Linked DNA regions of Homo sapiens: region 1 is linked to region 2. Evidence: chromatin loops called from intact Hi-C (ENCODE). Cell type or tissue: mammary epithelial cell. All regions are shown on one strand. Region 1 overlaps PTPRG (protein tyrosine phosphatase receptor type G). Region 2 overlaps PTPRG (protein tyrosine phosphatase receptor type G).

What was found. Peaks named below come from ENCODE experiments on the same cell type or tissue, not always from the same donor. Only the 100,000 strongest peaks of a DNase experiment are listed, where the experiment ranks them.
Region 1: a loop joins it to region 2, with 2.0 times the contacts of the local background. A loop is called at or near these places in 3 of 110 quality-filtered maps.

What each region holds. Positions count from the first base shown.
Region 1 is chr3:61,892,952-61,897,951 of GRCh38, forward strand. The region is part of intron 2 of PTPRG (protein tyrosine phosphatase receptor type G); the gene reads left to right. Among named protein-coding and RNA genes, the nearest start is that of PTPRG, 330 kb to the left of the region's middle. In mammary epithelial cell, no CTCF peak of the experiment used is centred here; a DNase peak (open chromatin) is centred at 2,280.
Region 2 is chr3:61,964,113-61,969,112 of GRCh38, forward strand. All of the region lies in intron 2 of PTPRG (protein tyrosine phosphatase receptor type G), which reads left to right. Among named protein-coding and RNA genes, the nearest start is that of PTPRG-AS1, 350 kb to the right of the region's middle. In mammary epithelial cell, no CTCF peak of the experiment used is centred here; a DNase peak (open chromatin) is centred at 2,279.

The DNA of each region.
Region 1 (5,000 bases), 71 kb before region 2:
CTAAAGAGTAGATACAATACAGCATAAGAATCAAACTCGATTCAAAACCTTCATTCCCAGTTTCTAATGCAGGGATGTAACAGATGTTCTTACATTTAGACTGTTATCTTGATGGGTGGCACGTCATTATCGTCGACTGCTGATGAGGTGCAGATGAATGCTGCTGGGAGCCATGTGTGATAGTGGAGGAAGTTCTAATTGGAGTGCTCTCAGTACAGAAAATTTAAGAATTTATCAATGTTTTAGGAGATAGCATATTTTGGGAAAGTCAGTGTGTCTGCAAGCTGCTGAAAGATGTTCTTGTAGACTTGTTGAAGAATTATGAACTGCAGGATGCCAGTTTTTGAAATCCCAATTCCTTTGGTAATAAGTATAAAAATAGCCACTATAAATTGAGCCCCAGGTACTGTTAAACTAACTTAATTCTCATAAGAACCCCATAAGGTAGTCAATGTCAATATCTCTTTTTAGCATTTTGGGCAAAGTAGATCCAGAGTGATTACCCAGAGTGATTGATTATTGACTGTAGGTGGAAGAGCCCATTATCTACCGTTAGCTTTGGTAGTCTTAACCGCTATGGCGCAGCTGCCTCTGCAGTTTGGATGGCTCATACAAAAATCCACTTGAGGACTGGGTGATACTTTTTTTGGTAAGACAGGTTTTCTTTCATCTAATGAGGTATGTTTTGGAGTCTTTATGTGAAACATTTTCTTCTAAACCATGATTATTAAGGGCAGGAGCTACGTCTGTGTGTTCACCATTTTATCATCAGGCTTTCAGTGGTGTATAATAAATATTTGTTGATTGGACTTGGATTCTTGAGCGGGGGCATCCAGTTGGTATGGTTAGGGAACTTTTAAGAGAAACATTTCGTTTATGCAAACAACTCTTAAAGGATGTATCTTTCAAACATTTCTTTGGTGCTGGTCAGGTCACTTACTACTGGGCTAATAGGAGTGGTGGTTTCCTCCTTGTTAAAGTTGTCTGTTACCTGAGAGTATTTGGGACTGATAGAGAAGCTGGTGGTGGGGGTGTTATTTGCAGAGAAAGCAGCTGGCACTAAGTTTACAGGCTAATTAGAAATGGTCACGCCTCTAATCCCAGCACTGTGAGAGGCTGAGGTGGGCAGATCACTTGAGGTCAGGAGTTCAAGACCAGTCTGGTCAACATGGCAAAACCCCGTCTCTACTAAAAATGCAAAAATCAGCTGGGTGTAGTGGTGCGTGCCTGTAATCCCAGCTACTGGGAGCTGAGGCGAAAGAATTGCTTGAACCTGGAAGGTGGAGGCTGCAGTGAGCCAAGATTGTGCCACTTCACTCCAGCCCGGGCAACAGAGCAAGACTCTGTGTCAAAAAAAAAAAAAAAAAAAAAAAAAAAAAAAAAGGTCAGCTTTTATCTTATCTGGTGCTGGAGGAGTTGGAAACTATTTAAAAGAGTAACCAAATTTAATCTGAAAAAGATGGTTTACTCTGTTGGCAGCTGAGAAATAAAAAGACTGGAGTAAAAATTGGAAAGAGTTCATTAGTAATAACAAAACATTTATTTTTGGGATCCATGCTATGGTTTTTGACAGTCATCTCTTATTTATTTTCATTTTTCTAACAGCTCTTAGGGTGAAGAACAGTCATTAATTCCCCTTTACAGATAATAGAGACTTACTAAAGGTAATCGCCTAACTTAATGTCACCCAGATATTAGATATTAAGTGTCAAAACTGTGATTTCAACTTGGGCTTTATGGCTCCAGCAATGAGGCTCTTAAAACATGGTCACAAAGAAAACCTTCTTCCTTGGGATGAATCAGATTTGAGAAGATCAAGGGAGTAACAGCTACCTTTGCCCTTGGAGATCAGATCCACTTAGTAGCTCTAAGTTATTAATCTTGCTTTTATTTTTTTTTTTAATTGTATGTTAGCGATCCTTTTGTTAAATGCAATGCTAGCATCCCTCTCTGTCAGGAGTTTGAATCTCAGCACCATTGATATTTGGGGCCCCATAAGTCTTTGTTGTAGGAGGGTATCTTGTACATTGTGGAATGGTTAGCAGTATCTCTGGGCCCTCTGCCCCCATAGCTGTGACAACCAGTGTCTCCAGATGGACGTCGTTAAACATCCCCTAGGGGCAGAATGGATCCCTGATGAGAATCACTCCTCAGCAGGAAGAAGACAGCAGTAAATTATAAACAGGTAAGTGTTCTAACAGGGCTTCTGAAACTCATGCGTATGAGTCACTTCATAGCTTGTCACAGTGGTTTTTTCAAGCATTACTCTGACTTAGTTGGTCTGGCTGGGAGCCAAGGGATCTGGAAAGTGATTGATGCAGGGTGTTTCTTGGACCGTACTTTTAGGGGAAGTAGCCACAAAGAGCTGAACCTCACACCCTTTCATGTAAACTTCCTGCTTAGCAACAGAATAGAGTACCTTCATGGTTATTAAAATGCTTTTCTCCTTGTCTTTTTATTTTTTCTTAGATCTGCTGGCCTATCTTGCTAGTGATTAAGTTTACAGTTCAGCTAATCATTTGCTCCAGGTTTCCGAGCTTGTAAAATCGCATGCTGTGCATATAAATGTATAGGATTTTGACCTTAGAAACTGAGGAGCAATTATCCACATGTCTTAAGACAGAGTAGGCCACCTTTTGACTTTGAAAGTATCACCAGGAGGGCATTTTATTTTTGAAAGTCAAGTTTTGTGTTTCGAAATATGTTTGTTGGGCTTCTTGGTAGCAGTTTAAGTTTTATTGTGATTAGGGGCTGAAACAAGTGATAAAAAATGAAGTTTCCTATTTAGTGATGTGATGTCACCTGTTGCTGCAGATGAGAGTTGGTTCTCTTTAAAAATTTGAAAGTGATACCATTTATATTTCAGGATTCTCACCATGTAATTTCTCTCTTCTGGCTATCAACCTGCACTTTTTAAATTTAAATTTTTATTCAGATTGTAGGTTCACATACAGTTGTAAAAAATAATACAGAGATATCACTTATATACTTTGCCTAGTTTCCCCAAAGGTAGCATTCTGGTAAAACTATGGTATATCACAGGATATTGATATGGATATAGTCCACTGATCTTCTTCAGATTTCCTGATTTTAATTTATACTTATTATGTGCATTATGTAGGTGTGTGCATGTGTGTATAAATTCTATATAATTTTGTCATTTGCGTAGGTTCATGTATCCACTATCCCAGTCAAGATACTGAACAGTTCCAATACCATAAGGATCCCTCATGTTTCCCTTTTATAACCACGCCTACCTCCTCCCTCCTCCCATCTCTAACTCCTAGAAACCTCTAATCTGTCTTCATTTCTAAAGCTTTTGTCACTTCAAAAATGTTACATAAGTGGAATCATACAATATTTAATCTTTGCAGATTGCTTTTCTTTCACTTGGAATAATTCTCGGGAACTCATCCATTTTGTGTATATCAGTGTTTGTTCTGTTTTATTGTTGAGTAATATGCCAAGGTGTAGATGTGCCACAGTTTAACCTTTCACTTATTGAAGGATATCTGGACTGATTCCAGTTTTTGGCTATTACAGATAAAGCTGCTGGGAACATGTGTGTACAGGTTTTTCTATGAACCTACATTTTCTATTTCTCTGGAATTAATAACCAAGAGTCCAATTGCTGGGTTGTGTGGTAGTTACGTATGCAGTTTTATGAGAAATTGGCAAATGGTTTTCCAGAGTGGCTGTACCATTTTGCATTCCTGTAGCAACATATCTCTGCAGCCTTGGCAATTTTTGACATTACAATTTGATATTGATATTGATACTGATTTTTAATTTTTTACTTTAGCCTTTTGGATCACCAATGTAGTGATATCTCATTGTAGTTTGAATCTGCATTTACCTAATGGGTAATGATGTTGAACAACTTTTCCCATGCTTATTTGCTATCTGTATGTCGTCTTTGGTGAACTATTCGTGTCTTCTGCCGATTCTCTTTTCTAATTGTATTTTTTTCCTTCTTACTATTAAATTTTGAGAGGTTTTTTTTTTAATATATTCTGAATACTAGTCCTTTGTTGAATTTGTGGTGTGCAAGTATTTTTCCCAGTCTGTAACTTGTGTGTTTATCCTGTGTTATTTTGTCTTTATGAGCTTTCTTGGCAGAAAAGTTTTTAGTTTTTATTAGGCTCAGTTTATCAAATTTTCCTTTTATAGATCATGCTCTTAGTGTTCAGGTCTAAGAACACTAAGAATGTAGGGCTTAGCCCTACGTTACCAAGATTCTCTCCTATGTTTTTCTGAAAATTTTATAGTTTTACAATTGAAATTTAAATAGATGATCCATTTTGAGTTAATGTTTGTATGAGGTGTGAGGTTTAGGCTGATCTTCTCTTTTTTTTTGCCTAAGGTTTTCCAGTTACTTTGGCACCATCTGTTGAAAAGGGTATTCTTCCATTAATTTTATATCTTCATCAAAAATGAGTTGAGCATATTTGTTTGAGTCTATTTCTGGGTTCTCTCTTCTGTTCCATTGATTGATGTCCCTATCTCTCCACCAATATCACACTGTCGTGATTACTATAGCTGTACAGTAAGTCAATATCAGGTAGAAAGATTCTTCTCTCTCGATTGTTCTGTCAAGATTTTTGTAGCCATTCTAGGGCCTGTGCTATTCTATAGAAGTTTTATAGTCTTGTGGATGTCTGCAAAAACTTTCCTGGGATTTTAATAGGAATTGTATTAATAGTATAGATCAGTTTGGGGAGAACTGGCATTTTTACTACTTTGAGTCTAGGAACACACTGTATCTCTCCATTTATTTAGGTTTTTGATTTGTTTTCAATATCACATTGTAATTTTTAGCATACAGATACTGTACATGTTTTGTGTATACCTACATATTTTCTCTAGAGTACAGTTATAAATGGTATTTTTGTTCCATTTATTCCTTTTTTAGTATATAGAAATGTGATGGACTTTTCAGGTTGATCTTTTATTCTGTAACCTTACTGAACTCACTAGTTTTAGGAGGTTTTTTTTCATGG
Region 2 (5,000 bases):
ATGTGGAATTTGCTTCAGAAGGTATAGAGCACAATGGTTAATGTGTTATCTTTTCAGAAACATAGAACTAAGTTGATGGGAAAGAGGGGACAATTTTACTCTGTAATCACTAAAGTGGTTTGGAGACTTTCCCAAAGATATTGGCAGGATGGCTTTATAACATAAACCATGACTTGGAGAGGATAAAATTAATCAGTAATCTTCACTGAAGTATAAAGTGTGAATGAGGCGGGAAACGTCATGGGAAAGGAGATCTTTTCTTATGGACTGGGGGACTTTCTCAGATGGTTCTCTCAGCACTGTCCTCTCCTGGGTGGCATTGTCACATGCATTTATTTATTATGGGGTTATGAGTTAATGACCCACCTCCATTGCCGCTGCTAGAGCAAAATGTTAGTTTGAGATCAAAACTCTCCATCAAACATAGTTGAATTCCAAATCGCTGAACTGCCCTTCACTAGAAGGGAAAGTGATATGACCTGTTCTGCCTTTCTCCAGGCACCTATAAAGCCAATAATTCTCCATTCATGTGAAGCTCCTCTTGTCTTTATTGCCTTCACCACTTTTTTCCACTCTTTATTATAGTTCCTTTGTCCGTCCTTGTGTCGTGGTTTTACACGCGTGGCTCAGCCTGAGCTTCAGGCTTTGTTCTCTCTGCTTTTTTATGGCCTTTTTGATGAGTCGCTGGGTAGTTCCAACCCACTCTATTGTCATTTGATCACATACTGTCTCATTGACCTAGAATTTTAGAAGGAAACGCAGTCTAGATTAGTATCTCTTTGAATTGTTCAGCCTTTAAAAAAAATCCAATCAAAATGATATAATTTTGTAGTTAGTAAAGAATCCGGGGCCGGGTGCAGTCTCTCACGCCTGTAATTCCAGCACTTTGGGAGGCCAAGGTGGGCGGATCACCTGAGGTCAGGAGTCCGAGACCAGCCTGGCTAACATGGTGAAACCCTGTTTCTACTAAAAATACAAAAAATTATCCAGACGTGGTGGCATGTACCTGTAATCCCGTCTACGTAGGAGTCTGAGGCAGGAGAATTGCTTGAACCCGGGAGACGGAGGTTACATTGAGCCGAGATGGCGCCATTGCACTCCAGCTTGGGCAACAAGAGCGAAACTCTGTCTCAAAAAAAAAAAAAAATCCAGAATGACTACAGTGTTAAGCTACGGTGGCTCACACCCAACATGGTGAAACCCCGTCTCTACTAAAAATACAAAAATTAGCTGGACGTGCTAGTGCACGCCTGTAATCCCAGCTACTGGGGAGCCTGAGGCAGGAGAATGGCTTGAACCCAGGAGGTGGAGGTTGCAGTGAGCCAAGATCACGCCATAGCACTCCAGCCTGGGTGACAGAGCAAGACTCCGTCTCAAAAAAAAAAAAAAAAAAAAGTTAAGCTTAAACCCTTAGGGTGGACTTACTTTAATGAGCAGAAAATGTGTGAGTTGTTCAAGAGTGTTCTTCTAAAGCACTTGCAAAAATAGCTTTGGGTATGCTCATTCATTCATTCATTCTTCTACAAGTATTTATTGTGGTCCAACTGTGTGTTTAGCATTGGGCAATAATAATGGCTAATATTTAACACGTAACATGCTCACTATTTGCAAGACACTAAGCATTTCACCTCATGTAATTCTAAGAGTTAGGTGCTGCAATTATTCTCATTTTGTAAACAAGGAAACAGATGAAGAGTTTAGGTAACTTGCCCAGGACCACTTACATGCCAAGTGGCAAAAGTGGGATTCTGTGGTCTGGTTCTAGGATTCATGGTCTTTATCACTGTGCTATGCATGATTTCTTTCTTTATTGAACTTGTCATCTAGTCAGATCTGACCCGTGCAGTTTTGTTTTCAGGACTCTCAAAGCAAACTTTTCTTTCATGGCAAAAACAAATCTATTCTAGCTCCATCTGCATTACCACAGAATCCAGATTAGTAGATTTCAAAAGAAGGAGGTTTAACCATAGCTACTATACCTCCGCCCTGAATATGTGACTTGCATGTCAACAAGGTCTTCCATATTGACTGACATTTACATGTGATATTTGGTTATCGAGTTTAACTAAGGAATCATCTCGCATGCTTAACTATCTGCTGGCGAAATTTTTGATGCTGTGGAATGTGTCAGCGCCAGTGGAGTATTATAAGTTAATTACTTGTGTGCACAGCAGGCAACACTGATACAGGTGGCCTCTAGCAATGTGGAGATGAGACATTACTTGAGACACCTGAGATGTGGCTGTGAGTGAGTTATCCTGATGAGTGGGGAATGGGGAATGTCAAGAAGGCCAAGTATGGCTCTGTCCTGATGGAATGTTCATTCAGATGGAATGTTGATAGGTTGTGAACCATACCATTGTTTTACAATGGGGTGTGCTGATGTGAGGTTGCCTTCTGGTGGCCCAGGTAGAACTATGTGATAGGGATTCAGGATTTATAATTCCTCTTCAATAACATGCAAAACATGTAAAGATGACTAGGACCCACTGACTTAGTTTTCATTCATTCGTGTTTTTTTTTTCTCACTTTCCTTATTCAAGAATGATTTGCTGGGTGTTTATTATATGCCAGTACTTTTTGCTACACTCTGTGGGAACAATGGGAAGCCAAATAGACAGGTGGCTCTAGAATTTCTATATAAGATTCTGCCACTGCAGAGTGGGTAGAAGCGGATCTAGTTGGATTTGTCTTGAATCAACACTGGCATAGCAAGCACTTTGTTTCTGCTTAGCTTGTACATTTATTAAGGCCACTTTGTTTTTGCTTAGCTTGTATGTTTATTAAGGCCACTTTGGCCGAAGTTTTCTCCTAGCCATTTCTGCCATAAAACTTAAAGTTGGGCTTGTGAGAAGCAGGACTTGTCACAAACAGCATTGGCTTAATTTCTTTCTAGTGGATCAGTGAAACTCAGATTGGTGCTCCCAGAGAAAACCTGGTTTTCTGAAGTGTATGACAAAGTAAACTAATCTGGAATGGTGGGCTCAAGGAAAACTTCTTGAATAAGTGACACTTCTGCTCAAGTTTGAAAATGGAATACAAAGTCTAGGCCTGACCTGGACCATTATGAGATCACACATAGGGCCTATTGCAGTTATCACAGGCCTTATCTTTGTCCGCACATCTGGTTGGGAGATGGGTCTGTCAGTGGGGGCCTCTGATTGTGATTTGATCTCTTGCATTGAACTATAAAGGCTTTTTTAACAAACTAGGCAGAGTCGAATGTTAAAAACCTCCATTAGAAACATTTTATTATTACTCATTTTATCAGCAAGACCTTCAGTTCATCTCACCTTTTTCAACTCCTTAATCTCCATTCTACTTGTCAGAAGTAGTAAGAAATATTAACCCACCATAGGAATGGTCTCACGCCTCATTTCAAATGTTAGTAATGCATCAAAACCCTAAGACTTATATTAACTGCATTTTAGATGTCTAAATTCATTCCCTTACTGGGAAGGAAAGGTATATAGTTAAAAGCAGAAAAGGGCTAATGGCATAATAATTTATAATCATGGTGTTCTGATTAGAAATGAGTGACATTCTTCCAAATTTAGTGCATGTAACTGCCACTGAACACTGATTATAAATTTGGCTAATTTGAACAAAGGCTTTCCTTGTTGGTTAAGACAGCTGTGTCTATCTTTACTATTGTTGCAGTAAAACATTTTAAGTGGAATTTCTGGGTCAAAGTGAATGGATGTTTTTAAAGATGTATATATAAACAAAAGCTTGTGTGTGCGTTTGTGAATATGTATTTGTGTATACACAACTGACTTCTAGATTTTCTCTAGTAAACATGTAAAATAAGTATTTTTAATAATAATAATAGTATGTGAGTAAGTTTAGATACAAAATTTTGGTCCTCTGGCGGGGAGATAAAGGAGGGGAATATGGATGTTAAAATATATCAAGCACGTCTTATTGGAAGTTGAGAAAGAAGAGAGAAATTCCTTACAGTGACATGTTACTCTTCCATGAAATAATGCTTCTGACATTAAGCTAAATGGATGATGTCATTTTGGCCATAAACAAGTACTAAATTTGGCTAATACAATGGTCTGAACCATTAAATGTAAAGATTTTTATTTTGTCAAGTGTGGTGTGATGGTTTATGCAATCATGGATATATGATTTCATATTCTGCTTTTTTTTGCTTTTTTCATCATCCTTTCACTTACTAAATGGCTTCTATTTCAGAGCTATGTCATATTCCATCAGTGAGTATAGACTTGCATTGTTGGACAGGCAGTTTGTTCATCCCTTTTTGACGCTAAGAATATGGATATGAAGCCCATCTGTGCATAACTGTTCCTTTGCTGAGTTGGATTTTCTTAGGTTCTTAGATTCCCACATGTAGACTCATTGGGCTTAAGTGTGAAAATTGATAAAGTTTTAATATATATTGTGAGAATTCTTCCCCAAAATATTTGTGGTAAATTTTAGTGCCTTTGGCATTATCTGAGAGTGCTTCTGCCATTGTATCCTTGCCACTGGTAGCTTTTTATAGATCTATTTGATATAGATTTCAAACTAAAATTCCAGGTAAAATTAAGGTGCTACCATTTGGGGGTTGACTTTGGCCTATTCATTTAAGCCCTCTCAACTTTACTTTCTTCATCTGTTAAATGTTGGATGGAGGAGGGGAGGGAATGATATATGAGGATGATCTTGATGATATCACTGTATCGATGGTGATACTTCATGGGACTGTGGAAAGAAAATCTGTGCTATGGCAGTTGGTCAACTTTAAAGAACATTTGTAGGGTAATGATTCTCATAGCTCACCTTTATTTAAACCTGTAAGTTCTTTGAGACATGGTGTTGTCTGTACTCTGTACATTTTACTGAACAGATGATGTCACGTATAATTAAAACTAAGAGCACAAACTTGAGTCTCAGATTCACCAGAATTTGTACTCCTACTCCATGTGAGTTAAGTCCTGCATGTATCAGTTTATACATCCTTATTATGGGAATGTAGTACTATATTTGACACA